Regions from separate parts of the Homo sapiens genome. Here region 1 is linked to region 2. Evidence: read pairs that join two places in POLR2A ChIA-PET (ENCODE). Cell type or tissue: PC-3. All regions are shown on one strand.

Region 1 (2,500 bases), 63 kb before region 2:
TTGAGTAAGAAGCAATTCATGAATTGGGTGACACCAAACCAAAAGAGGTCTAATGTTTTAATGACAGAAAGTCAGAGACAGGTATTAATTGGGAAAATGTGGAAGTAAAATAAAGAAATTTGATAGGTTTGCAGTTACATAATTGTCTTTTGGGTGAGGTACCTTATTGAAGTGTTCTTAGTCACATAATTATGTTAGTTGGCTGCTTACGATTGGCTAGGGTTAAATCTTATTTCTGTCTAACATAAATATTTACCAGAAATGATCCAAGTTAAGTATTACCTATTTTTAGTTACAATCCAACTTGAGTTTCACTTATGTTTGCAGTTTAAGCAATGATAAGGCTATTTCTAAGGCCCGGGTGGCTTTGTTTGCTCAGGAGTTTTCAGGCCCAGTCTCCATTTTAATTTTGCATTAACAAAGGCAAAAAGAGAGGAAACAGGAGAGAAGGGACAAGGCAGGAAGAAAAGGAGATGGCTGGGATTACTCATCTCAAATTGGGCAGCCTTCACAGGATCAGTGGAATTGGCTGTGGGGAAAAAGAAAAGGATTAGCCAGGGCACTGCTGTTGAAAAGGGCCTGCCCACGCTGATGCTGAGGCTGCAAAACCATAACCAGACTCAAAGCAAGGACTACTGACCCCTTGACACAGTCCTGTAAGGCCAAGGGCTAAGTAAATATGGCCTCATGTACCCACCCTTGGGGTCACCCAGCCACAGCCTTCCCCACGGGCCACACTGGTGGAGGGAAGCAGTCACTTGGGCCACACTCTTTTCAGGGAATTGCTGAGCTTTCCTAGAAGCAAACCAGACAGCTTGGGGATCTGAGATACTGGGGAAGATGTGGAGCAGGGTGTTCAGCATCAGAGTGAAGTAAAGTCCAGATTTTTGCTGACCACATCAGGAAGAGAAGGCTGAGGGCCATTTCCACATTGTCCAAATGTAGTGCATCTTTGTTGGAACTTTGAAGAATATAGTACTCCATGGCATTAAAAAGGAAGACAGAAAGAGAAAGTAACATGAGAGAGAAAAAGAGAGGCAGGGAGGGAGCTTAGGGAGGGAGAAAGGGAGGGAGGGAAGGGGGAAGGAAGGAAGGCAGGAAGGGAGAGAGGGAGGGAAGGAGGGAGGGAGGAAGGGAGGGAAGGAAGGACTTTCTCTGGTTAGTGTCCAAAACACACCTAATTGCCTCATGTTTTTGTCATAAACTGACTTGGCCAGTGTGAAAAGCAGCCCCAGTATTTGCAAAGTGGCATTTCTCAGGAAGTCGGGAGACATCTGACACAATGCATCTAGTCTCTTCTCTCACCCCCTGAACACAGAGAGCCTTTATTGCCATGCTGTAAATTCTGCAGCAAACCACATTCTGAATTCCCATTCTAATACATTCCCCAACAATTCCAGCAAACCAGCTTTGCCTTTTGGGAAAGGATTTTTAAGAAACCATTTATGCAGCCCCAATGCCTGGCTGCAAAAATGCCTCATGAAATGTGCTTATGCCAGTGCAGACAGAACCACACAACAAGATGGATAATCCAGTTGCTTGGACTTTGTATTTTCCAGATCTGTTTTGGCCCTGGTGTGAACACAGGCCCCTATCACCACTGGGCCTGGCCAGCGGACGTGCAACCTTGCTGCAAGCACAGCTGAACAAGTGATATTTTGCTCAAGCTCTTAAATCTGTTGGCTCTGCTCTGAATCATACTCCAGCCATCTGAGGTGGGGTCTTTGACAGCCTTTTTCCTGCCTGTTCCTACTGTCATGGAAACCCCCGGAGAAAGCTCTGGTTTCCTTTATGCTCTGACTTTAACTACAGTCTGGAAGTTACCTGGCATCCTCCTGGAAGTTCCTTTACACACTCCCACCTGAATGTCAGACCTAGAAGGCCTGAGAGGTCACCCTGGCCACCCACTCATTTCCTCAGTGAGGAGACTGAACCCCATCAGGGAGACTGACTTGCTCAGGGCTCCACTGTGTGATGGGGGCAGAACCAGGCCAAAATTCAGTCAACCTTGAGTGCATGGGCATTGGAACCGAGCTTTGCCCACAGAGTAGAGCCCACTAGTGCCCCTAGCCCCCCAGAATTTTCTCAAGCCCAAACCTCCTCTTAGTGTTCCACAGACAGCTGAGCCTGGCCACTCCACCCCATCCCTCCACAGAGGCAGATTCCTCAGCAAATTGAGGGGTTTCCAGGCCTCCTCCTCCTTTCCCCTTAGACTCCTGCCTCCCACGTCCGATTGGCCTCAGTCTTACAGCCCCTAACCCCATCCTCTGCCAGCTCTGCCAAAGCTCCACAGAAAGACCAAAGTATCTCTGATTTCTTGCTCTGGAAATATCATCAGATTCCTGGTACCAGAAATTCGGACACAGCCCTCTCCTCTGTATCTGGGACTGGTGTTTCTCTTCTCATCTCCAGAGAGGTCATCTTTAGGCCCAGGAGTTAGACTCAGAGCTAACCAAGCGATTTGAGCCCCGGCCATCCTCCCACCGCTGCTCCCTCCCTG
Region 2 (2,500 bases):
TACCAAGCTAACTAACTCCTTTCAGTTCCCCCTTAGGGTCTCCACTCCTAACTGCTGTTAGGGAGATTGGGTGTTGAATTTTTTGGCAATTTTTTGCTGGAAAGGGGTGTTGTGTGGGGAACAGCAGCTAAGGTTTTTGCGGGGCGGGCGGGGGCGCAGGTTGAAGGGTTTTTGGAAGAAAGGCGTATTTATGCGTGGTTTTATTGCATTGCCCTTTGGAGCTTGATAGCCTTTAGGCGAGAGGAAACAATTTGGGTTACAGCATTGAGTATACAAGGCCTAAACATTAACACAGGCATATAAGAAAAATAGGTGTTAGGAGCTAACTAGGTTTAAAATGAAGACTGGAATTTATTAAAAAGGGATTGTAGCTAACTGGGACTGGAGTTTGTGTTTCTTTTTGTTAATTATTTTAATTTGGTTTTTAAGCTCTTGTAAATTGTTTTTTCTTGACTGAAGAGACGAGGAGAAAAAATAAAAAGCAACTGTAATCTCCCCGTCGGGAGAGCGAACCCCGCTCTCCCGCGTGACAGACGGGGATACGCACCACTATACTAACGAGTACAACCGGGAATATTGCGTTTTTTTTTGGAAATTGTCTTTTAGAAAAAGATATTCCTAAGCTACCAGCATGCTTTCAGGGAAAGTCGCTGACTGTTGGCAAAGTTATATTTCTACTCTCTAGACCGGCACACTACGGTAGAAACATAATTCGAGTCCCACATGTCATTTTTAATAGTCACATTAAAAAGTAAAAAGAAAGAGGTGATAATTTTAATAACAAATCCTATTCTTTAACCCAACGTATGCAAAATATTACAAGTAATCAATATAAAAATATTAATTGGCTGTTTTTTTTTTTCTTAGCTAGTCTTCAAAAATCGCTATGTATTTTACACTTAAAGACGGCACATTTCAACTCGGAAAGGAAATTTTCTTCGGAAAAAAATCCGTATTTAGATTTCATAAAATTTACAATTGAAAAAGTAGATTCAATAGCCACGTTGTTTCAAATGCACTGAAACCTTCTCCAATGGTTGAGTTATTAAGTATCCATTTTAAAATTTTCACTTATTAATTTTATTTCAATTGATTTATTTACTAAGACTAAATTTGAAAATGCAGTTTCTTAGAGAAACTAGCCAAGTTCACGTGCTCAATAGTGCGTGGCTAGCGAATGAACCTCGCAAGTGAAGACACAAGAGCCCCTTTCTGAAGCTAAGACTCATCCCAGGATTGAAATGATCCCAAAGATTCCTCAAGAGTTGGAAGTTTACAAAGGAAGGAAGGGAGGAAAGAACCATCAGAATTTAATCCCTTCAAAAAACGCCTGGGTTTAGAAAGAGGCCAGGGGAAAGACAGGAAGCGAGTACGGAAAGTGAGGTATTGCTGCAGTTTCGTTGAAGCGTAAAACGGATACTTCGTTGAGGCGTAAAACGGATACACAGCGCGTTATAGGTTCTGACTGAGAAAGGTTTTTCGTAGAAGGAAAGACAAAAACCCTTGCGTTGGCCGGGAATCGAACCCGGGTCAACTGCTTGGAAGGCAGCTATGCTCACCACTATACCACCAACGCGTACCCGGTTTGGAGTTTTAGATATCTATATATAAGATAAGCAAAGCGTATGACTTTCCCGACCGTTCTAGCAGTGTCTTTTGTTTATGATCCTGAGGTTAAACAAGCTAAGCCCTCCATTGGTGAGAACCGATTCTTATGAATCAGCCCCGCCCCGCAAACGGCGCGGGGCGGTGAACGCAGAAGCCACCGGCTCTGGAAGCTGGAGGGCGGAGCCGGCTCACAGCCGAGAGAGAAAGCCGCAGTTGAGCATCGCCGGGGGATTTTCCTCCGCCGTCTTCTCTTCCACCCCGCTCTCTTCATGTCCCGTAGCTCCCAGCTCCGCAGCTGTTCGAGACTCCGCACTGGATCCGCCGGGTGTCGGATTCAGCAACAGTGATTGGTGCGGAGGATCCGAGGGAGACGGGCCGACACAGGGTCTACCTTGACATGGCTCGACCCCTCTACAGAAGCAGAGGGGCGCTCGAAGAGTCGCCAGGGAAAATGGAGCCTTAAGGATTAGTTTGGGTAGTGAGGAAAGAGGAAAGAGCTGTCGGAGCCTGTTTCATTTTTCCCGCTTTGCGACAAGGTCTAGAGAGAGTTACAATTTTATTTGAAACAGTAAATAGACACATTAATGTGACCTGATAGCGTGCACCATCAGTATATGATAAAATTAGGAGAAATTAGGAAGCATGGTAAAACATGTGTCAGGATGGCCGAGCGGTCTAAGGCGCTGCGTTCAGGTCGCAGTCTCCCCTGGAGGCGTGGGTTCGAATCCCACTCCTGACAATATGTGTTTTCCGTCCTTACTTTTCCTCCTGATTTGAACCAACCAGCAATTATGTTTGAATTCTTAGAGAAAGACTTTTCGATCGGTCAACACTGCCTTTTATCCTAGGTATCTACATTTACGAAAATTATTTGTGCTTCTCTGCACATATA

What was found. ChIA-PET counts read pairs that join two places held together with the same protein. Peaks named below come from ENCODE experiments on the same cell type or tissue, not always from the same donor. Only the 100,000 strongest peaks of a DNase experiment are listed, where the experiment ranks them.
Region 1: POLR2A ChIA-PET joins it to region 2 with 11 read pairs; 1 of 35 experiments calls an interaction of 5 or more read pairs at or near these places.

What each region holds. Positions count from the first base shown.
Region 1 is chr1:161,593,582-161,596,081 of GRCh38, reverse strand. It overlaps the pseudogene FCGR2C. Among named protein-coding and RNA genes, the nearest start is that of TRL-CAA6-1, 17 kb to the left of the region's middle. In PC-3, no CTCF peak of the experiment used is centred here; no DNase peak of the experiment used is centred here; H3K27ac peaks cover 1,396 bases.
Region 2 is chr1:161,530,189-161,532,688 of GRCh38, reverse strand. TRL-CAG1-6 (tRNA-Leu (anticodon CAG) 1-6) reads left to right here and starts at 2,265; the gene lies at 2,265-2,347. TRG-TCC2-6 (tRNA-Gly (anticodon TCC) 2-6) reads right to left here and starts at 1,576; the gene lies at 1,505-1,576. RefSeq lists a silencer at 1,552-1,611. In PC-3, no CTCF peak of the experiment used is centred here; DNase peaks (open chromatin) are centred at 1,518 and 2,328; H3K4me3 peaks cover 2,039 bases; H3K27ac peaks cover 1,189 bases.